3 separate regions of the Mus musculus genome follow, and regions 1 and 3 are each linked to region 2. The links are chromatin loops, found by intact Hi-C in ENCODE. Cell type or tissue: heart. All regions are shown on one strand. Links, peaks and the distances in the headings refer to the core of each region. The heading gives the core; the rest is flanking DNA.

The links. Hi-C counts contacts between places; a loop is a spot of excess contacts. Peaks named below come from ENCODE experiments on the same cell type or tissue, not always from the same donor. Only the 100,000 strongest peaks of a DNase experiment are listed, where the experiment ranks them.
Region 1: it touches region 2 in a loop (4-fold over the local background); 14 of 42 quality-filtered maps call a loop at or near these places.
Region 3: a loop joins it to region 2, with 5 times the contacts of the local background. A loop is called at or near these places in 18 of 42 quality-filtered maps.

The regions. Positions count from the first base shown.
Region 1 is chr14:105,254,012-105,263,971 of GRCm38, reverse strand. Ndfip2 (Nedd4 family interacting protein 2) reads right to left here and starts at 5,349. Exons shown (of 8, transcript NM_029561.5): 1 at 4,970-5,349. The coding sequence starts at 5,299. In heart, for the core only: a CTCF peak has its summit at 5,314; DNase peaks (open chromatin) are centred at 4,771 and 5,241; H3K4me3 peaks cover 1,816 bases; H3K27ac peaks cover 1,071 bases.
Region 2 is chr14:105,173,043-105,183,002 of GRCm38, reverse strand. Rbm26 (RNA binding motif protein 26) reads left to right here and starts at 5,689. Exons shown (of 22, transcript NM_001368684.1): 1 at 5,689-6,221. The coding sequence starts at 6,151. In heart, for the core only: no CTCF peak of the experiment used is centred there; DNase peaks (open chromatin) are centred at 5,672 and 6,182; H3K4me3 peaks cover 2,924 bases; H3K27ac peaks cover 1,864 bases.
Region 3 is chr14:105,290,948-105,300,907 of GRCm38, reverse strand. Ndfip2 (Nedd4 family interacting protein 2) reads right to left here. Exons shown (of 8, transcript NM_029561.5): 3 at 8,543-8,676; 4 at 6,016-6,109; 5 at 2,781-2,905. It also overlaps the pseudogene Gm16259. Among named protein-coding and RNA genes, the nearest start is that of Gm24207, 19 kb to the right of the region's middle. In heart, for the core only: a CTCF peak has its summit at 4,532 (motif pointing right); no DNase peak of the experiment used is centred there.

The DNA.
Region 1 (9,960 bases), core at 1,377-9,376, 81 kb before region 2:
AGGGGGAAAAAAGAAACAAAAAGAAAGAGAAAGAAAAAGAAAGAAAGCCAGCAAACAAGCAAGCCAGCCTAATTTATACTGAAAAAGAACATGCCATACAAACAATACACTAAAGAGCAGTCAAGCAACAGAAGAAAGTAGCAATTATTTCATAGCATGAAAAAATGTGCATTCAAGGAGCGGGAAGAATTCACAGCGAGAATAAAAAACAAAGATGTCAAAAGAAAGCTTCTAAGTATCAGGAATTTTTAAAAGTTCTGAGGACAAAATTCAATCTCAATATAACAAGAGCCTAGATGTATCAGATTATGCAACTGGGCAAGCTTGAGAACATAAAAAGCAGTAATACAAGACAAATAATGTATATTGATAAATTCAAAAGAAACAAATGAAGGTCATGGAAATCAGGAGAGACAAAAAAGATAACTAGAAAACATCATACAGTTTAAGACTGTGGTGTTTCTTTAAAATGGAAAATGAAAACAAACAACTACACCTAAAATTCACCTTCTACTAGACACTTAGAATGGTCTATTGGGTGAGGCAGTGGTCCTGGGCCTGAAAGCATCTCAGCTTCTTAGTTCTTCATAGGGGGCTGTCCTAGGCACAGCTGTCAGTTTCCTGATGTCAGTTACCTTCCTTTTAATAAGTTACACAGACAATAGAGAGAAGAAAGAACTAAGACAAGCGCAGAAGCTGCCTTCAAAGGCAAACAAACCATCATTGTTTGCTACAGTGTTAGCTGCTTCCTACAAAGTAGATAGATAAATATAAAGAGCTAGGTTCTGGACTCTGGCTGATTCAGAGGTGTGGCAAACTCATTGCTGTGTCTCTCCAAACACTCATTAACCCCACAGGACTTTGGAACAAGGAAAAGGACTCAAATATGCGGTGTTCGTGTTGCTTGCTGTACCATGAGTAAGGCCATTTGTTCTGACTTAGGAGTCTTCTGTTTTCTGCCAACCACCATGAAACGTTTACAGACTAATTCATTAGCTTACGAAAATAGTAGTTATTTCCATGTGACAGTCTCTACATCAGTGGTTCTCAACCTTCCTACAGCTACAAACTTTTAATACAGATCTTCATGTTTTGGTGACCCCCAAACATAAAATTGTTCTTGTGGCTACTTCAAAACTGCACTCTTGCTACTGTTATCAGTCATACTGTAAATATGAAAGATATCTGACTCTGTGACCCTCGGTGAAATGGTCATTTGACCCCAAAAGGAGTCGAAACCCACAGGTTAAGAAACACTGCTCTGTTTTACCTATATTATGGTATTTTAATTCTCATAATAAATAATAACTATGATGTTGTACTAATATGAGGAAATGATGCTTTAAGATATGAAGTGACTCATCTAATGTTTGAAAACTAGCAAACAAAAGGCAAACAGGATGGCTCAGTGGCTAAGAGTATGTGATGCTCTTCATATGACCAGAGTTCAGTTCCCAGCACTCACACCATCAGATGACTCACAACCATCTGAAACTAAAGCTCCAGGAGTTTTTCTCACTTCCCTAGGCAGCAGCACATGTGTGACACACACACATATTAAAAAAAAAGAAAAAAGAAAGAAAGAAAAGAATTAGGTTTTCGTCTACAAAATGAGTTCCAGGACAGCCCAGGACAGCCAGAGCTATACAGAGAACCTAAATGAAAGTCTAGATGACTTTAATGCCTCTTTTGTTTTGTTGTCTGTGGTGCTGGAGAGGGAACCAGAGCCTTAAGTGCAAACAGGTTAGGCCAAGCACCTGGGCTACATCTCCGCTCACTACCTTGATTTTAGCAGTTCAAACCTCCTTTCTTAGCCGATTTATCAGGTGCAGCTGAAATTCTCCCGATACAGAAGTACTCAGAACTCTCTATAGCACACGTACTTCAAATTTTGTTTCATAGAAAGCTTACATTGTAGAATTGTTACTATTATCTTAAAATATAAAAGAAGCAAAAACATTATGCAGTCAAATATCAGAAATAACCACAGTAAACTAATCTAAGCTACTCTCTACTAAAGAATTTCTCACTATGTGAGGAGGTTAGATGTAGTCCAAGAAGTCCTATTATTGGCATTCTAGTATATAGTTTAGGAAACTACTGCTAATTGTATAACACTGCCGATTTAGTTATTGAAAAAATACCTTTTAAACCTTAGTAGTCACCTTGTTGTGGGTCCATGAGCCTTCAAAGTAGATACCAGCAAAGCAGAATGCAAGCTGCAGTGGCAGATGCAGAGCAAGTTAGCTAGGCAGTGTGGCGCATCGCTCTTTTCCTATCAAGCACAACTCAATCTCCCAAAACACACTGAAAGTAAACACCATGCCTCATCTTTTTTTTTTTCTGAAATTAGAAAATTAGCAAGACATTGTAGCTGTACATGTTGTCTATTGTTGTGGATTTCTAGCAATGAATAGGGAATGGGGTGGGGGGACATTATTATAGCCAGGGATGGTGATGTGTGGCTGTTAGCCTAGTGGGAAGCTGAGGCAGGAGGATCATGAGCTCCTTGGCTACTCGATGGTTGAATGCTTATCCAGAATGTGCACAGGCCAGTCTGGCTAAAAATAATAGTCATCCAGATGTGGACACAGCCTGGAGGCCCAGCCACAGATAAATGGACAAAGAAAATGTATAGATACATGAGGATGTTTTATTCAGCTGAAAAGAATGAACATTCTTAGGAAACAGGAAAACAGATGGAACTGGGGTGGGAAGGGACACAATATGTTAAGTGAAATAAGCCAGATTCAGAGAGAAAAAGGCATGTTTTCTATCCTAAGAGGAAATGTAGATTTAAATTTATATATACATACGTATGCATATGTAGGACACGAAAGTACAAAAAGGACTTATAAAATCCAACACTTAATATGTTGGCTAAAGCAATAATAAAAGAATAAACCCTTTGGATACCCTAAAGAAAAGAAAATGTCCTGGATAAACTGTATACGTGGATTAAAGACAGTAAGCCATTCTGATCACCAGGCATCACCAGTATGCAGAGCTGAGTTTTAGCTCTTTAAATAAGAGTAAATCCACACAGCACAGTGTTTCTCACCCCTATGTACAGTTCCCTATCTCCTGACCTCATCATCGCTAACAAAGTTGTTTACTGCTCCAGTTTATTAATCATTCTAGAGTTTCAAAATAAGGCCTGACCTAAAGGTAGCCATAAAACAGGCATGCCCATTACATAAGCTAAGCTTCCAGACTGAACCCCAGCTACCGAGTCTACGCAAAACTCAAACTCAGTTGTATCTATGCCGTTTTCCCAGACAAAGCTACTCGCAAAAAAAAAAGGGAGGAGGGCAGTTTATCATCCTAAACACACGAACTTACTATGTAACCACAAAAGTAAAAGAATGAAAATACAAATTTAGACTATAATAAAATTCTCCAATGCTTCTCCCCATAAAAAATAATATTCTATCTAAAAGAAATAATTTATTTAGAATGACTGATTTCTGCCCTCTGCCCTTACAGAGTGGCTCCACCCACTCAAAGTCTTTATAGGACACAGCTTCAGTTTTGAAGGGAAAAAAATGTAGTATTTTATACCTTCTTTCAAAGTTTAGACAAAAGTAAACTCCAACATTATCTGAAGAGATTTTGAGAGAAAAAAATAGTCTCAACTAGTTACCTCCATCAAAAGCAAAAGAGACAATATAATAAATTAAAACTATTAACACTATTTTAAGTATCATCCATGGTTGAGCCCAATAAGGAAAAGCAACCCAAAGAAAGAATTCAAATCAAATTATATCACTTAGAGACACAAACAGAAGTGGGTAAGATTTGAGAAGTAAAACAAGTATCAATGATAAAATTACGTGGCTTTTTTTTTTTTTGCAAACACTTAGAAAGGGAACAATGTCTTTTAAAAAATATAAAGTTACCCAAAGCTGACAACTTGAAAAGCACCTTCAATAAACTGGCAAGATTTCTATTTCCTAAGCCATTCTGAAAATGTTGATAATTTTCAGAAAGTTCATAATCTAAATCACCTGGCCATGCTATAGCAAATAGACACAAATGACAGAGAATTCTTACCAAAGAAAAAATGAAAATTTAAGTCTCTACCACAATCCTTCAGATTTGTCAAAAGGCACAACACACATGCAGACAGACAGAAAAGATGACATATAGGACTAACTGTGCAATCTTATAAACCCGACACGCAATAGCAACAATATGCACAAATGCTTTTCTTCTCTCCCCCCGTAACTATGTTCCACTAAATTATCTAAAAGTTTATAAGTGAAAACGCAATAAAGTAAATATTGCTGACAATGCTATTCACAATATTTATCTCCAATGACATCACTAAAACACACAGGGTGTAAAATACAGAGATTCTGACAAAGAAAATACAGGGCGCATTTCACTCATTAAGCATAGCTGGTGGTTTACATACTTGAGTGATTTTAAAACTCTGTATTAAATGAAAACTATTTCATTTCAAACAAGGTTTGATTTTTTTTTCTAATAAAGCGCTGCACACACGAACACAGGCAAAGCAGGAACAGATTTAAAAAAAAAAGAAAAAAAAAACGATCACTGTAATACTAACACAATGGAAAAGGGCAAAATGACAAGGTTAACTAGAAGAGAGGCACCTTCCCCATCACAGCTCTTCTCTACCCCTCACGCCGGTTGTAGCCCTGCTGCACCCCACTCTATAACCTCACACAATTCAGGCCACCGGTCGGGTCGACTCCCTGACAGGTACCTGCACCCTGCCCCGCCGCAGGGGGACACCACTCACTGCTCACGGGTGTGTGAGTCAGGGAAGAAGGAGGGGAAAGAAAGCCAGCCGGGGTGAGTCGGGGAGCGTCGCCGGGGAGGGGGCTCGGCGGGGCGCTGGCCGTCGACTGCGGCCGGGGGCTGGCGGAGAGGTGGGCTGGGCGGGAAGGGGCCCGCCGGGACGCCCCGAGGCCAGCGTCCTCCCCGGGGCCCGCGCACTCACCACCTGGTAGCGACCAGTCCCCAGCTGGTGGTGATCCATCCTGCCCGCCTCGGGGTCCGGCTTCCGAGCGGGCGTGTCCCCTCGGCGCTCAGCTCCCTCGGCCTCCCGGGTCGACGTCGTCGCCGCCGCCGCCGCAGAGCCTCTTCCGCCGCCTCGGGTTCTGCCGCCGAGGTCGCCTGGCGGGGCCGCTTCACTTCCTGTCGCTCCCTCGGCTCCAGCGGAGAGCTCCGCGTCGCTCGCCGATCGGCGCCGGAGCTCCGGGGAGCCGCGCGCGCTACTGAGCATGCTCGGCGCGGACGCGCATGCTCTCTGGCTCCGCCGGCGTCCCATCCGCCGCCCGGCTCCGGAGGTGTCCCTAGGTGGGAGGAGATGGAAGAGTCAGGCAAGTCCCCGGGAGCCCTCTAGGTTGTCATCTAGTCGACAGTGGGCGGTGGCAACCGAAGCGGAAAAGAAAAAAAAAAAAAAAATCGTCCCACTTGATTGGATTTTCCTGTGAGGGCAGGTTTCACTGTGGGGCGAGAGGATGCATCGTCACTGCGGAGGGTGGAGGCGCTGCATTCCTAGAGCACCTGAGGACAGGTCGCCCTTTTATTAGTCCCCAGCCTAGAGCATCTCAAAGAGATCCATCTCAGGACAGGCCTAAAAAGGCGCTCATTCGAAATCATTAATGAGGTAATGAATTACCAAATACCAGGGACATATACATATACAAAGACCACATATACATATATAAAATCAGCTTTAAAGTCACAGTAAAATTTCGAGGAAGGAAAAAAAAAAGACAGTCTTGCTTCTGAGCACGCGTAGCCTTCCTCAGTAGAACAGCTCATTTGTGACAAATGTTAAACCCATTTGACAGCGTACCATTGTCAATCACTTAGAATCCATAATAGATTGCATTGGAGTTCATTTTGAACATTGTACGTTGTAGGAGTTCTGACAAATATACCCTAACTATTATATATCATACTGAACAGTTTCATTACTCTGAAAATCCTGAATAGGGCTTTACCCTCCTCTTTCTTTTGCCCCCTTGTTTCTAAGAGATTTACAAATTCTTCAAACATATTCTGATGACATACAGAGAAAGAGGCCTTTAGAAATAGGAAATGGGAAGGACAGAAGAAAATAATGAAGTGAGGTAGGATTTTTGTGTGTGTGCTAATAATACTCAGATATTCCTAAGATAATGGTAAAGAATCAGTTTTTGTGGCGCATCATAATACCCTGTGACACCTCTCTCTCCTCTCCTCTCCTCTCCTCCCTCCTTCTTTCTCCTTCTTTCTTCTTCCTTCTTCTTTTTCTTTCTTCTTCCTTCTTTTTCTTTCTCTTTTTCTCCTTTTTCTTCTCCTTTTTCTTTCTTTTCTTTTTCTTTTCTTCTTTTCCTTTTCTTCTTCTTCTCCTTTTCTTCTTCATCTTCGTCTTTGTCTTCTTCTTCCTCCTCCTCCTCCTCCTCCTCCTTCTTCTTCTTCTTTTCTCTCTCTCTCTCTCTCTCTCTCTCTCTCTCTCTCTCTCTCTCTCTCTCTCTCGGCACAGAGCATGTTTCTCTAACAATTAGAAGACTATGGCAGACCAGCAAAAGGTACCTTTTAACCCAAACATCTGCTTCTTGTACCCTGAGATCTGTGGCCCTACTCGATCTGGCCCAACTGTTCTTTTTAAGATAATCAAGCCCTTTCCCCATAACTGTTCTTACTATGGAGATCTCCTGGGGATCCGGGGAGGGAAACCTGGAGACCATCTCTCACTTTGCTTCATACATGTGCAGATGAGATTGCCGAAAGAAAGGAAGCCAGATGAGACTGGTACAACTGGCCAGATCCAACAAAGTTCAATAAACTTTGTATAGTTGTAGCTAGAAAAGTTAAGTCTTTCTGATATTTTTATTTTTCAGATGATTTATCAGATCTCTATTAGGATCATCTTAAAATATCTAATATTAGCATTGCCAGACCAGAAATAATAAAAAGCAATTGGTGTTGTCATACCTAATTTTCTTCATGTGTTCCAATGTAGTATATTTTAGATCCTAATTTAATCGATATTATTAGCACAAGTGCCAACTCCTTACAGTATCATCCTGAATAGAATTGCCTTTCATGAGCTAAACAACACCCAGTGTTAGCAAAGAAAAATTAGATCCCAATATAACTTGTTATTATAAAGGTAATTTAGAATTGAATTCCTGTGCCCTTTTATTTTCATTAGCTGTGTAGGTTCACTTGTCTCTAAATTTTATTACTTCTAAGAAAAAGAGGCCATTAAAAATCAGAGACCTGACTCAAAACAGACACCCCGAACCCTGGGTTATATCAGCTCTTCCATTCTACCCACACCCAGGTTCTCTGACTGTTTCTACTCTCACAGAGCAGATGGCATGATTCAATGACACAATAGATTTTCAGTGAGGAAGTTTGGAAGAACAATGAGACAGTGAGATCTGAATCTAGTGTTAGTTTAGCCTCCACACCACTCTGTGGTGTAAATAGGCATGATTAGTCTTAACAGAGAGAGAAGCTAAGGGGCAGAGAGAGCAGCAACTTTACCAATGCTAAAGTCACTGGTAAGTGCTGATAGATACAAGGGCCCCCAATGTTGGTCACCATGATCAATAGTGCACCCTATAAAAGGGCAAGTCCCTGTCTCCTTTCCCTGTCCTGGTCATCTGCACTGTGGCACTGTGAAGAAGAGATAAAGGAATGATTCATCATAAGTAGCCAGTCCCACCCTTCTTCGTCCATATGGAATCACGATGCGCTCCCATTGCAGAAGAGGCATCCTGTTCACTCACCTATGACCTTAACAAAGCATGAGCACTGGAAGCCATCCCTTGTGGATGAAAAAAGAAATCCTCTTGAGAGAACGGAGTCAGGAAATGACAATACTCTCTAGAGGTCTTAAACAGTATCTGGTAATGTTTTCAACATTGAGCTTTTAGTGTCAACTCTACTTACCTAAAAAAAATAGAACTTGATGTCCTAAGCCACCTCAAGTCAAACTGTAGAATTTCACTGCAGTTGACTAACACTTCTCACTAACCCAATCAAATTCCATCTCCAAACTCAGCCACCCAAATGTTTACAGGTGCCACACTGCCAAACTGGGCAGAACATCTGCCCCAGATTCTCTTTCAGGAATGTGCAGTTGCTCATCTGTAAGGAATGTGGGCAACCAGCACCAGCCAGCTGTGGGCTTTGAAGCATTAGACCTGCAGTGATTCACTCTTCTGAACATCGTCCAGCCATTCGCTGAGCTAGGCGGCTGGACAGTAACAGCGTAATCTGTTACAGCTAACCACTTTCAGACCAAACCTCTTTCAGCCCGACTCACCTAACCTTTGAGCAAGTACTTTGTCGAATCTGCGTTGTATTGCAGCTGCTCTCCCTGGCCAGCCCCCTTTCCATTCAGACACTGTTAGTCCTCAGTGAATATCTCACACTCTTAATATTATGTCGGCATCTGCTTTCTGGAAAACCCAGCCAAGACAAGTACCAAGATGCAAAATGATAGGATATTAATGATGCTATACAAATTGTGATAAAAATGACCACAGCCACTTTGTGTTGTTAGTTTTTCACGCCCATGATAACTTTCAGTACTTTACATTAGCATTTTCTCAAATCGACACAATGTGTCTTCAACCTTCACATTAACGATAACTGATGTTCTATAGAACAAAACATGAGGGCATAGCTAACTCTTTGTATCGGGACTTACTTTTCAGTGGGAACTGTTCCCACCTTCCCAGAGGCAGAGCCATTCCCTCCGGGAGTAAAGTAACTTCGTTGGCCATCTTCTCTCCCAACCAGGTCTGTTGAGCTGCACATACAGACAGCAGATTCTTCGTTAAGAGTCTCATAAGTTTACGAGTGGTAGAGATAGATGCTGTTGCCCACAGAGAGCCACAGTCTAAGTCACAGGTTGGCATAGGATCCAAAGTCTCCTGGGGAATTTCTTGGTGTGGCTCTCTTCACACTGTATCATATGTAAATATATGTTATCCTCAAAGTACATTCTAGTATTTGATGGGTAGTGGGACCCAAATCCTGACAGTTAACTGATGCACTGACTATATGTGGCTTTGTACATGTATCTACCGAGTGACTAAAAAGAAGTAAATTACCATCTCCTGGAGATGTCTATCTATAGCTAACTAAAAGCCATTGTCCTTTGCTGAACTTGAACATTTTAAAATGTATTTCCGAGCATACAAAAAAAAAAAAAAAAAAGGTCTGCTTTTCACTTTAGTAAATGAAAATGAACACATTTATCAATCCAAAATTTCTCAGTATTGCTGTGTCTATTTGTCCTTAAAGCAGTTATAGGCTTGAACCTCAATTTAGCATCATACCATGTTCCATATTTAGCTGGGATTTCTGTCATCTGTTCAGCCCTACAGTTTTAGAGAGAAAATGTGAAGCAAGCGATTTGACGACGAGGCACATGATTTTTGCTCTCTCCTTATTCTCTTCCAGTAGAAAGGGAAACTCTAAAGTGAAGCTGGTCTTCCATGTATCAGACTTCCACTACAGAAACAGAACTAGAAGGAAATATATATATTAAGACTGTGTTTGGGAGGGCTAGAGAGATGGCTCACCGTTAAAGGTTACGTTTACAACCGAAAAGAATGTATTTTTGCCTTTGAGATCTTGTTGTTTTTTCCTTTGTTTGCTTCAAGGGTATTTATTATAAGTGGTTTTGTTTGGCAGAGATGAGCGCATGTAGCTGTAAGTGCTGGCTAGGCAACTGAAGATCCACTCTGGCAGGAGCTAAAGGTTCTTTCTGTCTTAGGCAGAAAAATCTTAGAGGAAACCAAGTTCTGCTCTCAAATACACTTACGTGATCAAATCAGGCCCATTCAGATTCTAGAGGGTAACCTTCACCTAAAGTCAACAACTGACTGTGAACTTCAGTCGTACTTTAAAATGCCATCCCAGCAACACTATTTTTGAATGATTAATAGCCATATCGATGTGCTGAACTGGTTAAAC
Region 2 (9,960 bases), core at 1,412-9,411:
TTGCTGATCAGATGGAAGCTCTCAGTGCCATGCTGGCTTGCCTGTCACCCTCACTTCCTGCCACGGTGTTCATGGACTAACTCTCTGAAACCGTAAGCAGTTTCAACTAAACACTTCCTCTTATAAGAGTTGTCTCTGTCATGGTGTCTTTTCACAGCAACTGAACAAGACTAAGACAAACATGATCATGTTTCATTGTATCCATGCACGAAATTACCAGAGAATAAATTTAAAGACTGCACTTGGAATTGAGACATCTTTGGGAACAATAGCTGGAGGCAGAAGCCATCTCTGAGCTTCCCTTATGTGCTTAAAGTGGCTCTTTTTCAAAGGGAACACAAAGAGGAGTGGAGCCTCCTATCAGAAATCTCACCTGCCGGTGAAAACTAACTTGGGTCACAGAAGGCCCACCTCATGTTGTGGTTACGCCCCCAATCAGAGAGTTGTTTTTGTTGCTACTCCTTAATGGTACTTTTGCTACTGTTATGAATCATAATGTGAATATAAGATGTGCAGGAGATCTGAGATGGGGTACCTGGGAAAGAGTCCTTCAACACTCCCCAGGGGGTCTCTACTCACAGGTTGGGAACCTGGATTAGAGGCTGGTAACACATGTGCATAGTCACTTATTCTTCCAAAGGTCAGTGAGGAAGAATTTTTTCTGACCTGAGTGACCTTTCACCTGTCTAACAAGACACCTTTTATTCTAACTCTCCATAATTTTCTTTTAGTTGCTGTTCTTATTAGCTTCTGCTGCTGCCGCCACCAGTAGCCCCAGAACTCCATTTCTTTCTTGCAATTCAGGATGCTATGTAAGCTTTAATCATCTGATTGTACTGTAAGTTTGTTTTGTGGGGTGCCTGTGCATACACACATGAATGTTGCGTTCCTGTTAATCCATACTATGTTAACCTGAAGAACTTTAGTGAGCGCAGTGTATTTTAAAATTGATGTTTACCACAGTTGATACTATTTTGCCACATTACCAGCGCTCAGTGGTCATACATTGTTGATAGCTATGATAGAAGACTGTGCATCCTTCAAACTGAATGCATGCTGTTGCATGGGGGGATTGGATTAAGCCAATGTCTCCCTGCTGTTGTTTTTCTCTTCTTCAGATTCTGGTCTTCAAAATGATGGCCTTGAATTTCAAAAGCCTTAATTTAGGTTCTACATCATTACCTCTGTAGCAGACAGTTCTGTCCTAAGGTTAATGGAAACCACGAATAGCCTGTGGAGGTGAACTGACTTCTGACTTCAAAAGAATATTTAATTATTCCCCCCATTGGAGTTAGGATGGAAGGAAGGGAAAGGGAGGGCAGGGTAAAAGATGAACTTATTTACGTATTTATTCACTTATTTAGACTATTGTTGGCTTAGAGCATGGAGACACTGCACCATAGTTACTCATTGACAAAGAAGAAGGAAAGGAAGTGACAGAGACTCCCTAGACAGGGATTTGGGCCAGTCTGCAAATGGCTGCTTGTCATGGCATCCCCAAGGCAGAAGTTTGTGTTTGGTTTTGATTTTGGGAATAAAGCCTTTTGTCTTTTTTGAGAATTTTTTTTTCTTTTTTCTTTTTTCTAAAAACAGGCTCACTGTGTAGCTTGGAACTACTTTCACAATCAAGGCCTCCCATGTGCTGGAGTTATAGGCATGAACCACCCACCATGCTGGACTGAAGTATTTAAGATATACAGTGGGGTGCTGGAGAGATGGCTCAATGTTTAAGAGTGCTCTCTGCTTTTCAGAGGGCCCGAGTTAGGTTCTCAGTACCCAAGCCAGGCAGATCATAGCTTCGAGGGGGAAATGGTAGTTTGTGTTCTGATCCCAATTTACCTCGTCAGCAAGTGGTGAAGTACTTTCTTCTGCGTTACTTATGCTTGCCACAGGAAACATTGCTTGTCTTTGCAAGTAGCCCTTAGTCTGGTTAAGAAAATATATTTCTGTATATACACAGACAGACACACACTCACACACACACACACTCTCTCTCTCTCTCTCAATGGCAGTTAGTACAAATAATCGGCATGGATTTGAAGAAGGCAGTATTGCGTTATAAGAGGTATAGAGGGATGAAAGGGAAGGGAAATGTGGCACTTAAAATATAATATCAAAATTAAAATGAAAGGAAAAAGAAAAACATATTCTTTATTAATGTACCCTAGATATTATTCAAAAATCTAGTATTCTTATGCCAAAGAACAGTTTGCCTGTTTTCTGGTTTTATTTTGAAATTCTCAGATGCAAGCACTGAGCAGGGGGCACAGGCCATCCTCATGACTGTAATTTACCTTGCTCTACAGAAAATCCTTCAATAGTTTCGCTCCATATCCTGGTCCAAGGAAAACTTAAGTTGCCCTTTCTAACCTCAAAACTGACCATAGCCATTCTCCTCCTCCACCCAACGTCACACTTTCCCACTTCCCACACCTTTTTAAAGGTCGTGCCTTTTATCTGTATCAGGAACATTCTGCAAGCTATCCTACAAGCCTGAAATGTTCCGGTCTGTATTTTGTTTCACATGGCTAATTTTTGTAACTATTCACTTTTCCTAATCATCTAAAATAATTATGTCCTTAAAGAAGCCATGCTTGAACCTGCATTGCTGTAATAGTCTACCCTCTCTATTGTGCTTCATAAAGCCTGGTGGCTAAATGTTTGGAGGGTCAAAGGTTCTCATTTAGCCAGGTTTAATTTGAAAAGGCAACATAGAGAAGAGGTATTAACACAACAGTACATACATCAACACGGTACTGGTGTAGTCATAGACAAACAGGCCCACTGAAATGGAGGTCATAACCCGATTATGTATATAAATGGGAATATAACGTATGGTAATAATATCTCACACCGTGGAAATGATAGGCTTCTGAGGGGCAGGCTGGAGGAAAACTAATTCAGCAGCTGGAGATAAAAAGGAGGCTGATTGCTCTGAAACCACTCCTGAGAGTAGTAAGACTAGACTCATCTACTAAGAGAGAGAGCTGAAAGAGCAATAGTTAAAGCTCACCAGGGAGAATGCTCCTCCGGGGCAGGGCAATGGAAAGATAGCGCAATGGAAAGACTGCGAAATGCCAGACTAGAAGGCACAAAAAGATACAAGTTTGTAGAAATGTATCATTATCACTGCCAGCTGAAACAGTTTCTCTTCCTTAGGCTTCTTTCCTACTGAAAGTGGAACAAATAGCCTTTAACATTTTTTTTTCATTGTTTCAGATATTATGCTAAGTCAAGAATCATAAAAGGGAATGAATTTACCCAGCATATTTGGAGGTAAGAAAGATTAGAAAACTAAAAGAAAAATTGAACTTCTACGTTTAGAAACCGAAAGACTAGTAAAGCCATTGTCTAGGCTGTCAATGAGAAAATGGAATGTGAGCAATCGGGAATGTTACTCTGTGCAAACGGAGGAACACTAACGGCAAACGGGGTCTTGAAAAATCAACATATGCCGGGCATTGGTGGCCCACGCCTTTAATCCCAGCACTTGGGAGGCAGAGGCAGGCAGATTTCTGAGTTCGAGACCAGCCTGGTTTACAGAGTGAGCTCCCTCACCCACCAAAAAAGAAAGACCAACATATGTTGGAAATTGTAAGGTAAAAACATGCCAAATACTTAAATGTTCGTGCTGGCAGTAGTTAGCCTTCTCCAACTTGTACTGTTGACTGCAGTAGTCAAATTTCTATCTTTGAAAAAAGGTCTAAGGAAAACGAAGTGATGAGGAGGTACAGACTGAATAACAAAGGCTAAGGAAGAAAAGCTTGGGGGGGGGGGCGGGGCGGGGTGTGACTGACTGTTGATTGGCTGCTGACTGGTAACAAGCTCTGTGCAGTGGAAGGAGGGAGGGACCGCTATCACTCAGTGGTCTTAGTCTTTCAGAATACAGCTAGTCCTTACTACTTACAGATTCTATAGTCATGAGTTTTCTCACTCTTTAGACTCTCTGTAACCCCCAAACCCAATACTTGTGGCGGTTTTATAGTTCACTGTGGCCATACGCTGAGCGGCTAACAATTTAAGTCCAACGCTGCGTATGTTCTCAGCTGAAGTTGAACAAGGGGATATCTTCATTTTTTTTTTTTTTTCAGTTCTCACAATGGAAATAAGGACCCATTTGGTGGCCCATTTGGGGTTATGTTTTACTTTCTTCATTTATGAGATTGTTTTTTCTTGGTGATTTAAAATACCCCCGTTCTCCATACGCAACAGTGGAGTGCTTTCTATGGTTCCCACATATAAGAAGGCCATGATGTATTTTACAGAGAAAAGCACATGGACTATACGGGCTTTGTTTAAACATGTGCTACAGTGCCCGGGAACAGGAGTCAATATTGATTCATCGACAATATTGGGTATGGTGCCTTTAAACAGAAACACGCGATTCTCAATAGTATATTATTTATACATTCTATATGTAACCTAAAGTTTACCATTTTAATAATTGTATGTGTACAACTTCATGGCATTAGATGTATAGTCAAACTGTTCAGTCACCAACTGTTTCAGAACTCTTATCATTCCAAACTGAAACTCTGCATCACTGAGACGTAATTCTCAAGATCCCCCTTTGCCTCCTGGCAACCACCATTCTGCATTCGGTCACTCCTGGGACTCTAGCAACCTCTAGAAATGGAATTCTAAATATTTTGTCTTTTCATATCTGCGGTATTTCAGTTAGCTAAATCATCTTAATTAATATCTTAATTCTTCATTAGCTTAAATCTAATTAACGTCTCACTCATGGCATCATATTTTAGAGCAAACGTCTAGCTTTGTATTTTATAACCTTTTTAGTTAATGCTTAAAGGACACTCCACTCCAGCATATTGCAAATTCTGTCGCATCAAGACTTTCTTTATGGTTCACCGACCGTGTCTTTAGACTCGTGGACTACTTTTTCATTCCATTTGTCCATTCCACTATTTTTTCATTCCATTGTGGCCCATTGCCTACTAGTCTTTGGTAGTCTCCTAATAATATAATAGAACCAAACTTGCGGGACCACCTATGATGTATATAGGATGCTGGTTTGAATGCTCTTCTTTAGTACATTGTAATTTCTTGGAGAAAAGTTGAAACTTTTCTAAATGAACAGAATTTAAAATGTAACAAAACTGTTTTTTTTTTTTTTTTTTTTTTTTTTTTTCTCTTGTAGGTTGGAAATCAACAAGGTATCTTTGGTTTGGGGCATCCATAGGTCATTAGACCTTGGCCAAAAAGTCCTGTACTTTGGGATAAGAACACTAATCCTCTGGAGGTCTCGGTGGGTTAGATTAGACCAGTGTGTGTTTACCCATCGTGTGCACGGGGCAGCACACACAGAAGATGGTACTGGAGGATGCTGTGACACCGAGGGCAGGTCGCACAGTGCAGGACCCCTGCAAACACTGCTGGCCGTCTTCTTATGGAGAGCTCCCATCTTCTAGGTTCACTCGTGCTGACAAGCACAATCCTCTCAGAGGACAAGGCCTGGGAGCCCGCGGCCACTCCATCCTGGTGAAGTAAGACGGCGCTTGTGCTTATTCACCACGAAGGCCGATGGATAAAAGGGGACCGAGGCCTCAACCCTTGCGATTGGTCAATCCTCGATCCACTACTGGATTTGCCCAGCTCTCACCCGGCCGAACTTGCGTCTCTTCCCAGCATGCTCCGGGCCGCACCGCGAGACTCGCACTCATTCTCGCGAGATTTACCGGCAGCCATCTTCTTGGGGGTGCTGGAAGCCGGGAAGACCCCCGAACCGTTCCCATTGAGCCGCCCTTCGTTGTCGCTTTTCTTCACGTCTGCTCTGCCGCGTGGCCACCAACCAAGCACCTAATCCCAAAGCTGAGAGGAGAGCCCGGGTCGGAGCGCGTTCGGCTCCCCTTCGGGAAGATTCACTGGGGGAGCGGGGCAGGGGGGAGGGCCCGGCCGGCAAACGGTTGCTGCCTCAGCCCGGGCCAGGGTCCGCCGAGGGGAGAAGCTCCGGGGACCCGGTGGGCGCGTGGCCTGCGGCGGCCCCCGCCGAGGTGCTCGCCGACCCGCGGCTCGCGGGGACCTGCCACCGGCACCTCCCACCGCTGCCCACGCGGACGGCGCGCGGAGGAGGGGGCGGCGGCGGCGACCTGGGCGAGCGCAGGAGCGAGGCCGGCCTCGGGGCCGCGGTGGATGGTTTCTAAGATGATCATCGAAAACTTCGAGGCGCTCAAGTCCTGGCTCAGCAAGACCCTCGAGCCCATGTGAGTAACCCCCGGGGGAGCAGTGCTCGCTCGCAGGGATGGCGGTGGTGGACAGGCGGGCGCCCCGATCGGGGCAGTTTACTCAGTGGTGGAGGCCGAAGCGAAGAACCGGGAGGTGGGGAGTCCCCCCAAGGCTCTGCTTTCTCTGTTCGCCCACCTTCCCGTCCAGGCTCAACATAGCCAAAGCTGGAGCTGGGCTTGATTGTAATGGTCGAGCTGATCTTTGAACCGGTGTGCCCTGCTTTGCTTTCCCCTTTCCCGTTATAGGCAGACCGATGGCAAACTTCCCCGTACACCTGTGTGTGTCTTCCGAGGCCCTCCACATCGGCTTCTCGGCTCCTCCCGAGTGCTAGCTTCTCCTCCCGGTGGTAGATAGTTCCACAGTGCTTCTTAAGACGAAGTGCATGGCTTTTTCTTAGGGATCAGGGAAGTTCGAGTTTAAAAACCTAAGGTTTCGCTTACAGTCCCTTAAAGAAAGGCCACGTCTTCCATGTGGTGTGTGGCTCATACGCACCTCTCTTAACTGATTGAAGATGTAACAGGTGCTAAGCCCAGGAAGCCCCAGACCCCTTGCCACCTACATCCTATTACTTTGAAGAAGGGGGAAAAAAACCAACAAACCCAAATCTCTATCCGTATGGAATATTTGGCATTTAAGGAGAAATTGAGTAGTTTGTGCGACTGTTGAAATATTGAAAGATTTTAGGAATATTTTATGTATTTATTTAATGCAAAATACATCATAGGTTGTTTTCTGCATCGTTGATTTACAATAGCAACTTGAAATGCAGTGGCAGGTAATTCACTTATTTAATGCATGCGTTAAGTTTTTACCATATACTGTGGGGAGCTTTGGGACAGGACTTTAACATTCTCCTGGGTTGATAAGCTGCAATAAGATACACTTCAGCTATGCCCAGTTATGGCCATTATGATAGTAGAGGACCATGTAACCGTGGTTTGAATGGGGTCTGCTGCTTCAGGGTTGTTGGTCAGTGAAACTGTCTGAGCAAGGAATAGTTAATAAAACTTAAAAGAGGAGAAAAGGCCCCACTATTTCCGAGGAATGATGCATTTTCAGAATGAAGAATAGCTGAAAGGCCTAGTAGAGGACATACGTGATCAATGTGGTTTGTTCAAAAAAGAGTAAGAATAGGGAAGAGAGAGGAAAGACATGGAATCAGTAGACAGGGGCCAGCTTTAGGTCCAGGCTGGGAATTAAGATCTTATTAACACACACTTGGAACAGAGGTTATTTAAAGCAGGCCAGGACTGATTTGACTTCAAGTAAGGGTGGTTTGTGGAGACTGAAGGTGGTAAGATTTAAATGAAGGGACACTCCGTTGAACGTACTGTAGGCTGAGACTGCGATTGGATGATGGTGGAGATGGAACCACATGTACTTCACAAGTAGGTCTGCTAGAACTTCCCGATACAGTGATGTGGAGGAAAGGAAGGGAAAGGAAGGGAAAGGAAAGGAAAAATCAAGTGTGAAGCCTCAAAGTTAGCTTTAACAGCTGGATGGATGATGTAAAAGGTGGAGGGCAATCCAGGAGGGGAAGGGAATGGCTGCTGACATGCTGTGATGATGATGTGTGAGGTACTAGTTATTCTTCTTAAGGAAAGTTGGATGCTCTAGAAAGTGGGCCAGGACTAGAGAGATACAATGTCATGCTACTAGGATTTGAAGCTAGAAAATTGTGGGAGGGTTCTTGGGAACAATGTGTAGATATGGAATAGACAGGATTGAGGTAGGGGGTATGGCAAAAGCAGGGGCTGTTAAACTGGTGGGATTCTACAGACTGATGCATGCAGTAAGTTCAAAGCTCTTAGATTTGACAAAGTGGCCAGCCATTGGTGGTCTTAGCAAAGTAGTTGACTAGAGTGGAGTAGAGGATTCTCTTTCAGAGATCTGGAGGGTATAGCCTAGTGCATATGAGGCATGCAAGGCCCAGATGAAATCTTCAGTACCTTCCACTTCTAAGTAAACAACAACAACAACAAAACCCCCCATTTTCTTTCTTTAGATTGGAAAGTCAGTGCTAACATATGTAACAGGTGAGGCAGAGAACCCCAGGGCCTAATGACTAGTTCTGAATGGTGCTATAGTAACTCATCTACAAGTTATATAATATTGGAAAAGTCACTTAACTCAATGCCTGGGTTTCCATCTGTAAAGTGGGGAAAATAATGAAAAACAAAATTCCTAGAATACTACCCAGTGTAATTAGCACCTTTCAAATCAACTGTACTACCATTTCATGTTCTTTTCAATAACTTAAAACATATATACTTAGTGTGTATGCGTTTAGTTTTTCTTTAATTCAAACAAAGCACATTATTGTAGCAACTATTCAGATGTCTAACAGTTAACTGCTAGTAGCGTCTACACTGTATCCCTTTCTAATGTACATTGTTGTTAAATTTAGCTCCTATTCTTGTTTCTTTTTTTTTTTTTTTTTTTCTCTTTTTTTTCCTTTGGAGACAGGGTTTCTCTGTGTAGCCCTGGCTGCCCTGGAACTCACTTTGTAGACCAGGCTGGCCTGGAACTCAGAAATCCGCCTGCCTCTGCCTCCCAAGTGCAGGGATTAAAGGCGTGCTCCACCACTGCCCAGTCTCTTGCTTTTTAAATTTAAATTTAAATTTGCATGTGTTCTTTATTATTCTTCTAGTTGATGACTTACAAAAGCTTAATTATTTACCATCTTTGGTTTTTAATGTTTTTTTTTTTTATGTAAAGTTTTTTTTTTTTTGCATAGTTTTGACATGTAATTAAAAAATTCATACTGTTTGCGGAAGGACTGTAAGTACATTATGTGGAGTTAAGCAAGGCTGCTTTGAAATGGCAACAGTAGATCTCAGCGTGGAAGGATGAAGAGGAGCTTCCTAGGCTTTGGAGAACATATTTTATGAATGTCGAGCAGAGGAAGAGAAGACTAGCAATGGTTAGTGATGCCAGAGGCGCTGGAGATCGCACAGGACTTTGCTGAGTGAAGTTAATCATGTTGTGTGTTGTTGAAGCTTTTTGTAGAAGCTAGCAAAGGGCTTAGGGTAGCTGAGTTTTGAGAGTGATGGAGAATGAGGTAGGATAGGAAAGACAGGTTGCATTTTTAGCCCTAAGGACAAATATGTGGGTCTGTTTACTCAGTTATAAGTTCTGTAGTTGTAGCAGAATTCTGTTCTTTTTTTTTCTTTCTTTCACAAATCATTAAACATTTAGGTATTGAAATTTTCTCTCAATACTTAGAATTGATGTCTTTTGATTTTTAACCCGTTTGCTTAGTCAGTCTTTTGCATGCATTTTTGGTAATGTGAAATCCTAATCAGAAAACCAGTATTTTTGTCATGGTGATTCAACCTTAAATTTTGGTTGTTAGCATGTAAAGTCATGGGTTTTATTATGGCCTTTGCATATATTTATGCCATTGTACTTTGTTTTTATTTACCCTTCTCACTGATGGTGGCCTTGACCTCACTCTTCCCATATTGCTTTCTCATTTTCTCCTCTTAGTAGTCTTCCCTTCTGTGTTCATGTCATGTGTTTCATTACTCTTTGCTTTCATCATTTCTCCTCCATAAGATCTCTCTCACACGGTCCATTGGTCTCTGTCTCTCAGACGCACAGGACACATTTGCGCTTAGGTTCTGCCAGTGAGAGAAAACAAACAGTTTCTTATTCCGAGTCTGGCCCAGTTCACTAAATACAGTAATCCCCCGTTCCATCTATTTTTGTGTACAT
Region 3 (9,960 bases), core at 1,413-9,412, 120 kb before region 2:
ACAAATGCTCTCCCCAACAAGCAGCAAGCAGAGACTCCAGACAGTGAGCGCTGATGCCCTGAGTACAGGCTGCACAGGGAGCTGACGCGACCTCCTTCTGTGTCTGTCAGCGTTGACTCTAGTAAAGCAGCGACTGAGGAACACGGAAACATTAGCTTGTGAATCGTTTACCATGCTCTAGGATTTCATGAGAAAGTCCATTTGCGCAATAGCGACAGTTCTGTTGGCAATACAGCTAAGTCCTAACTCCAACTTATTTCAGTTTCTCTAGCAAGAAACTCTGCAAGGGCAGGGTTGTAGCGTTGTCTTTGTGTGTATACAACATCTAGCTGATTTAAGCTCATGGTAGAAACTGACAGGACATCATTTGAAGTAAATTTAAAACAAAAACTATCAAGAGTTCTCACAATGATTCAACCTTCAATCATTTTATAATAGAGTCCAATAGATTAAGAGTCAAACCTATTATCGGATATGTACCAGTATAGGAGCTGTTAGAAGAACCAAAATCCTGCAAAGCTACCAAAAAAATTCAAAACTAATAAAAATATCATTCAAAGTATTAATATTTGTACAATGGCTACTTTTAATAAATTAATAAAACAAATGTACTAACAAAACTTCTGAAGCATTTAACAGAAGCAGACATTTTAGACTTGTAGTTCTACTGAAAACTTTAGCAAGATTTAGCTTTCAATCAGAAAGCAATGTTGAAGTAAATACTGTTTGCATAATTTACATATTCTAATTTAGAAATTGTATAACACCATGAAAAATTCTGTGAATAGACTTGTGAGCTCCGTTTTTCCAAGCACACAGAGCTGTTCTTAGAATATGCTTTCCTGCTCCTCCCAGGCGCAGTGAACAGGAGTGAGTTTGCTCCAGCTGTTGGCATTCCTGTGCCTCCACCGATAAACAAGTAGCTTGTCTTTGAGATTGGATTTCCTAAGCCTCAAAGTATCAACTGTCGGAAGCACTGGATAATGCTGGGTACTGCATTAAGACTTTAGTCACCCTCATTTTCAGGCTCCATTCTCCCAGGGTCTGCTGGCTTTAGAGTGGTAGACAGATAGCTTCGAGAAAACTTGACACAACTTGTCACCAAGTCTAATGACCTGAGTTTGAACCTGAAAATCCATATGGTGGAAGGGAAGAACAGACTCTCTAAATGTCTTCCAAATCACAGACAGAGAGACAGACAGGAAAGTGCAAGCACACGCACACACGCTCACACAAAATCAAAGGTAAAAAAGCCAGGTAGAAACATTTTTGAAAAAAAAAAGCCCAAAGTAAACCTTTAAGAGGCAAAAGAAAGAAGCAAGCTAGATGAATCTGCCTGACAAGAAAACTGCTGAGACAGGAGCAAGAAAAGGTTACTCCACTTTCCCCTGAACACCAGCTTGTGAATGATAACCAAGCACAGAAGTTATTCTCAGGAACAGGAAATTAGGAAAGGCTTTGAAAGAACCCGTGGGACAAGGGATGAGGGTTTTCCAATACCCCTCCCGCCCCCCTCTAATATAGGGTCTTACAATGGACCCATCTGGCATCAGAATTATACTGGCTTGACCTCACAGGCTGGGCTGTGAGTGTGTACCACATACCCAGCAGGAGTGAGCACTGATAACTGTCTCACAGGTCTTTACTTTCCAGCCTTCAAAGCTTTAAAGAGGGAGAAACTATTTAGTTATTATTTGAAACAAGATTTTTCCAAGACTCATCTCTTCTTGTATTTCTAAATGTCAGAGTTCTCAGTCAGATTTGGATGTAATTTTTTAACGTCCTGGGCAACCTCTACATTACTCTCAGTGACCTTGATGATCTACATTACTCTCAGTGACCTTGATGATCTACATTACTCTCGGTGACCTTGATGATCTACATTACTCTCGGTGACCTTGATGATCTACATTACTCTCAGTGACCTTGATGATCTACATTATTCTCGGTGACCTTGATGATCTACATTACTCTCGGTGACCTTGATGATCTACATTATTCTCGGTGACCTTGATGATCTACATTACTCTCAGTGACCTTGATGATCTACATTATTCTCGGTGACCTTGATGATCTACATTATTCTTGGTGACCTTGATGATCTACATTACTCTCGGTGACCTTGATGATCTACATTACTCTCGGTGACCTTGATGATCTACATTACTCTCGGTGACCTTGATGATCTACATTATTCTTGGTGACCTTGATGATCTACATTACTCTCGGTGACCTTGATGATCTACATTATTCTCAGTGACCTTGATTATGTCTTTGGCCAACATTAAGATCAAATGGACATTTAAACCACCTTGGAGAACTTTAAACTCACAATAACTTACTAAACAGAAACCTTCTGTTTTACTTAAGGCTCCTGTGTACTGCATCACAATAATAGAAAACATGATTTGTTCAAAGCATAAATGCTGTCTATTATTTGTGAATACTATAGGAAACTGAGTAAGGTACTCTCTTCTCTTCTCCTTCCATCCTCAGAAGCAATCCCTTTAGGCAGATTTTAATCAACGTAAGAAGAAATGAAGAAAATGTTGAGAACATTTAAATAACTTTAAGCAAGGACACAGATACCAAAATCTGGAAGCATCTTCTTATTTCAAAGTTTCTACCTAACAACTTTTCACAGTCATGATACATATAGTTTTACTAAGCTGTCAGAGTTACAGAATCAGAAGTGTAAATCTTTACTCAGTGGAATGCATGTGCAATAAGCAACAAGGTGAAAAACAGACATTTTACATAAAAATGATCAAGATGCTCACCCTGACAATAAGGATCCATTTGATCAGTGAAAGGCCAAACCCACAGATAGCACCGTATCTTCCAGCGATGGTATTGGTGATACAGAAGGATAAGCAGAACCCAAGCCAGTTGAATATGAATGCCACTAAAGATAGCAGAAATACGTTTTTAAGGTCATAATTTCTATACAAATAAACAGAAACATGGTACCAGCAATGCTGCACTGCTTGAGTCAAACAGTGGTTTATTTTAACTCTACACACGGGCTGTCCTTAGAGACCACCACAGCATGCTGTTTGCAGACCTATCAGTTACACCACTGGTCATCAGGGAAGGAAGTCAGGACAGGAACTCATTCAGGGCAGCAGCTGATGCACAGGCCATGGAAGGGTGTTGCTTACTGGCTTGTTCCGCATGGCTCTCTCATCCAGCTTTCTTATAGAACCCAAGACCACCATACTAGGGTGGCCCCACCCACAATGGGCTAGGCTCTCCCGTATTGATTACTAAGAAAATGACCTACAGGCTGATCTCACGCAGGGATTTTATTAATTTAGGTTCCTTCTTCTCAAATAACTTCAGCTTGTGTCAGGGAGACATACCCTACCAGTCACAATTCACATTTCAAAACAGTCTGCTGGTTCTCTTTTTTGCTGCCGTGGTTTAAGTTACAAGAACACTGATTTTCCTTTCAGTTTTCCTGTAGTCGAAAATATGAGTGATCTGGGCAGTAAACTGCAATGTCTTGTTCGGATGCGAAGATCCTGACACACAGAAGACAAATGGCTGAACCTTGAAGGGAAAGTTTCACAAGACGATCTACCACATCTGAAAGCACTAGCATTCAAGGTCATTTCCAAGCAGGTCAGTTACCCACTGGATCCATCGAGAATTAACTGACAGGCAACTCCTATTGTATTCTCTTACCACTTTTTGTTTAGGAGGCACTTTATGATACTGCCTGAGTGAGATTACTTCTAACACTCTTGCTAAACATTATTCAGAGATGCGCACACTTCTTTCCTTTTATTCTCTCTACGTGAAAATGGAATTATGTCACTAAATTTAACTGTAAATCTCTTTGAACATTACATGAGTTAAGCAAAAAGATAAATGTAAGTAGAAAAGTCAAGAATTGAACCTATTAAAGATTTTTATTAAAAATCTTATATTTTCTGTGATGTTGTTTGCAGAAATGGAGCCTGAAATGCTTAACTTATAATAAGTTCTCTATTTTCTAAAAAAAAAAAAAGAAATTTTTTAAAGATTTATTTATTTATTTATTTATTTATTTATTTATTTATTATATGTAAGTACACTGTAGCTGTCATCAGACACTCCAGAAGAGGGTATCAGATCTCATTACAGATGGTTTTGAGCCACCATGTGGTTGCTGAGTTTTGAACTCAGGACCTTCGGAAGAGCAATTACTGCTCTTAACAACTGAGCCATCTCTCCAGCGGTGGTGCACGCCTTTAATCCCAGCACTTGGGAGGTAGAGGCAGGTGGATTTCTGAGTTTGAGGCCAGCCTGGTCTACAGAGTGAGTTCCAGGACAGCCAGGGCTACACAGAGAAACCCTGTCTCGAAAAAAAAAAAGAAAAGAAAAGAAAAGAAAAGAAAGGAAAAAGGAAAAAGGAAAAAGGAAAAAGGAAAAAGGAAAAAGGAAAAAGGAAAAAGGAAAGGAAAGGAGAAAAAAAAAAGACATAAGCTCTCTATTAAAGCCAGTATAAGCATGAAATATAAACCCAGTTGCAGTCTGGAGAGTAACCACTAGATGGTAGTAATTACAAACAAATCTATGTTTATCAAACCAGGCTCTTGCATACCAAAAACAAACAAAAAAGAATCAATTTTTTTTTACTATTTATGAAGTATTTGTAAAACAGAAATAACTTGTAAAAATATAATTTCACGGAATTTTACTAAAATCTGGAAATTCTGTACAAAATCCATGAATATATATATATATATATATATTTATATAAACCAATATACTGTCACTGAGCAAACTCTAAAAGACACATATTAAATAAAGCCATGGGTAAAGGAAATGACCTAAGCTCCTCAGTCAGCTCGAGGAGCCGTAGCTCGCTCCAGGGACCCACAGGCAGCTGCCACACCTGCACAGCACGGGTTAGGGGCTCCCAACCCTGGCCATGGCAAGGGAGCCACCTGCAGGGTCCCAAGGTTCTGGACAGATGTTAACAAAGAAAGGATATCCCTTATGTAAACAAAAGATGTGAGGAATCTGATATCAAAATGGAAGTTTCCTAGTTGAATAAAAATCAAAGATTAAAACTAAGGTTCACTAGACTAACAGTACAAAAGCATCAGTAAGCAGCCATCTGAAACCAATGAATTTGCTGCCTTTTCCTTGGCTCTACCTTACCCAATTAAAACTGCAAGACAAGCTTAATACTTATATACTGCACATACTGGATAGCAACGTAACTATAAACTCAGTTGGAAAAGAAAAGCGTACTGCCTGCCACTCCTCACGCACTTCTGTGGTTGCACAGATGACATGAAGAGAAGCACGGAGCCTGTCCAACTGGGAAAGGGATAAGCCGACCTCCAGACTAAAAGCAGTTCAACACCTGAAGAGTGATTCTCTAGTTTTGAATTTGGGCGATCATTTTACATAAGTAAACGGTTTCTCATTTTACCCTAGAATAAGCCACACATAACCTAATACATTTTCACTGAGCATTAGGTGTAATACTGGCTTTAGCCATTTAAACAATTTGCTGCATGCCTTAATATTTATCAAAGAATTTAATTCATGCTAATCACTGTGTTAGGGAATAACAAATACATGACACAGTCTTCCCTCACAGTTTAAATCTGCTATGTAAGTCACATAATTTGTATGACGTTTAGTCTTCTAACTGTCACACCTCTGTGACACTGCTTTGGGCTTACAGAGTTTCCCCTTCCCCAACCCTTCTGGCTCAAGGCCACTGAAAAAGAAGTCTTTTGCGTCCAAAGCAGACAGGCAGAGTTCACTGTGTGCATGCCTACAGCAGAGTGCACTGTATATATGCCCACAGTCTTAGATGGTCAGCAACAGTTCTTTTAAATTCTCCTTCTGCCTTTTCCCCTGCAATCGACCATAATGGTTGCAATCAAAATTACCTAACAAATGCTTATGCAATTTACACTTTAAGTGAGGTATACTCATGTTAGTAGTATTTTTTTCTTCAGTTATTTTAAATATTTATATAAAGTAGAGTACTAGGACAAGGTCACTTACTGAAAAAGGCCAGCATGAAAATGCCGTCGTTGCCCACTCTGAGCTGCTCTACATCACTGAAGTCATCCCGTGGCGTACAGTCTTCCTCTTGGTTCTGTAAAAAAAAACCAAAGCAGTTCACTAAAATAATTACAATGATCTGACCTTCAGTAACAACTAATGCTCTCAAGTGGTCCTACAGATAAGACATTAGCAGCATTACTTTATCGTAGGTGCTGTTAAGAAAGGTAAGCTGAGGGCTGGTCGACAGCTCAGTCAGTACAAGCTCAGACATCTGAGTCGGGAGGCGAAACCCACACGAAGCAGCATGGCACGGTGGCTCGTACAGTGCCACAGATGCCAGCACTGGTGGGCAGAGACGGCAGATCCTAGAACTCACTGGCTGGCCTATCTCGTTACGTTGGCCAATGTTTGGTTTAGTGAGAGGCTGTCTCAAAAAAGAGAGGTGAAGAGAGATAGAGGAAAGGTACCCCAACCCCAGTAATGCACCACCCAGTGGTTATCTCAGTCCTCCATGGAGAGAGGGAGGGAAGAACACGGGAGAAAGGGACACATCAGCTTCAGGAAATGATATGAGGAAAGCATAAATGCCAGGTGGCAAGTAGGGACACTCATCAACAGTGACGGATGTTATGTGCCGACTCCAGACAGCAAGGAGACAGCTTTTATTCAAAATAAAAACATATATGCCCTCTGATCCATCAATTTTGACTCTTGAAGTAAACTGTATACATGTATATATTACCACTTATAAGAAATAAAGCATTAAACATTTCTTGTAGTGGTGATATCAGAAAGCGCAGACTGGATGCAATTTAAATGCAGTGTTAAGGAAGAACTCTCCCTGCATGTCTCCATGTCTGCATGTCTCCCACACAGAAACAGTGACTGCCTTTTCCTGGACTCCTACACAGTGGGAAGCTCTGAGGTGGAGCGGGACCTCCCAGCAGAGCAAGGGGGTGAGCATCCTAACAACCACTGAAGAGTTGGGATCCTAGTAACATAACCACAGCAGGGAGGATTTTCACTTAGTCCCTACTGTTGCCCTGTGGGCCTGGCACTTGATGAAAACAAAAGCAAGACCACTGCTACTGCTGCGAACAATGAAGCCTTTACCCAGTGACTTCCTCCTTCTTTCCAAAATACTAGAAACTGACAAACTAATAATATGTCTACAAGCTGCGTGCATTAAAATTTAAGTCAGTTCTTGATAGGCTAATAATTATAGGATATATATCCTATTCATCATTAAAATGTTCAAGTAAATTTAAACAAGTTTTTAATATCTTGATGTCTTTACTATTCTAATAATCTCTAAAATAAACTAAGAAAAATACTGTTTGCATAGTATACCTTAGGCTTAAAAATAATATACAAACATATAGGTGCTTACAAATTTAAAGAACTCTAAAATTACTTGCAAAATCTGTTACCACTCATGGCTTCTAAGATTCAAGAAATATTACTACACAAGGTTCTGCTTCCTTAGCCTAGGGCCCTTTCAGCTCACACAAGACAACCCTGCACGCCCTTCTAGAGTCCACAGCTCAGTCAGATGGAAGAGACAATAAAGACAGCCAAGTTGATTACACAAACAGTAAAAGGTGTAAATGCATGTACAAAAGGTAAAACCAAACGTAAATGGTATATCGGGGATGGGAGGGCAGGGAAAGGAAAAGCAAGCATGATAGACAATAAGACAGCAGCTTTGATGACAGACCATGGAGAACAGGGCCACGGGCAGTAAGAGAGCCAAGGACGTGGGGTCCACAGGAAAGAGAAGAGCTATCTAGGTGGAGCTGCTCAGAAAGGTCTGACTTGGATGACAAAGTCAGTGTGGGATAAGTCTGAAATCAAAACTTGGGAAGAGGCCTCTTCCTGTAAAAAGTGGCTAGAGGGGACCTGTGAAGATGGTTCGCTACTCTCTTGACCCAGAAAATCCCACAAAATCATGCAAATCAAGAGGTTCAAACCTTCGTGTTCACTTTAAGACACCTGGGGAAACTGCCCAGGCCATCAAGGGTACGCATATCCGCAAAGCCACCAAGTATCTGAAGGATGTCACTTTAAAGAAGCAATGTGTGCCATTCCGGCGGTATAATGGTGGAGTCGGTAGGTGCGCCCAGGCCAAACAGTGGGGCTGGACATGGATGATGGCCAAAAAACAGTGTGGAATTTTTGCTGCACATGCTTAAAAAATGCAGAGTAATACTGAACTTAAGCATTTAGATGTAGATTCTCTAGTCACTGAACACATCCAGGTGAACGAGGCACCTAAGATGCTCCGAGGAACCTACAGAGCTCATGGCCGGATTAACCCACACATGAGCTCCCCCTGCCACACTGAGACGATCCTCACTGAGAGGGAACAGATCGTTCCAAAACCAGAAGAAGCTGAAGAAAAAAACCTCATGGCATGGGAATAAATTCGGCAGATAAAGTTAAAAAAAAAAAAGGAACGTGATAAATATATTGTAAAACTCAGTTATCTAAGGCTGCCGTAAGCTGAGGCAGTGCGCAGACTTACTCTCTGAGGTGCATCTGCTGCAGCAGCTGCCAGGGCAGCAGCTTTAGCCTTTTCAGCTTCGTCATATGTAGGCAGAGAGGTAGCAACACTGTACGGAGGTGGCACAGGGTAAAACTCACTATACACGTCAGTATCTGAAGAGAAGGATTAAAGAACAATCATTAAAATATCTTAATGTAATTTTATTATAGTCATGATCGTACTTTAATAACTTATAATAAGACACTAAAGATTACAAATGCTCCTGCAGGTCTATAGTATAAACTATATGTCACAAAACACTGTTATCAAACACTTGTATAATATTTTATTTGTCCCATATTTGTTATAAAAAGAAGGGATGACAAGTATTATCTAAACTCAAAAAAACCACCTCAAGATTGAGCGTTCTTGAACATTATTTATTCTTATGTTGCGCGTGTGCACAGGAGGATAAACACAGGAACGCATTCTCTCCTTCAGCTCTGCCTATCTTTGGGACCAAACTCCCAGACTTGGTAATGAATGACCTGACCGGCTCAGGCATCTTTCTGACCTGAAACTGAGAATTTGAGAGGGGTTTCAGACAGGAGGTGAGACTGCCACAGTCTGTGTGTGTGTGAGTGTGTGTGTGTGTGTGTGTGTGTGTGTGCGCGCGCGTGTGTGTGTGCGCGTGCGCGCGCGCTCACTGGTCTGCACAACGCTCACCTCTTTACTCACTGTCTCACTGTGAGCCAAGCCAATCAAAGCAACAGTGGTAAAACTTAGAAATGAGTGCAGCTACGCAGTGCTGACCATGCATCAATGCTGTCAGCCCTGAGATCTGGGGAATGAAGTGACTTACAGGTCCCAGGCACAGAGGAAGGGGCAGCCCCAGAGTCCCGAATGTTTTAAGGACACTCTGGGCTCCCTCGTTAAGACTTTTCTCCCGTTTCACTTTCACCCAGTTTTCCAATATCCACAGTTCTTTAGAGTTTTCTTTTAATTTACAGTTTCTGTCTCTGATTGTTAAAGCATTTGTGAGAAATTGACTCCAAAATTATAGTAAAGTTCATTTTAAAAATAAAAGTACAGACTATCTTTCCAATATAAGGCAAGTTCAGCATGACATTTATAGTAGAATCATAACCATGGAAAATGTACATTTTAAAAGCAATCTCAAACGTTTGGGAAACAGAATTTCCTCTGCCTATAACTATGGTATTTTGATATTTTCTGCACTAACATATGCTTTTCTCTATATTAGAACTTTCTGCATCTCCAATATGAAAGGTTTTTATTTTAGTATTATAGTAACCCAATCACAAAAGAACTCAGTTTACTTTATGCCGCTGAATGTCAAACCACAGGACGACAGCTAAAGCTTTAGATCCCATTAAGCTGTGCGCTCTACTAAAGTATTTGCAACTTTAAATCTGGAAACGTTAAGCCATGGTGGC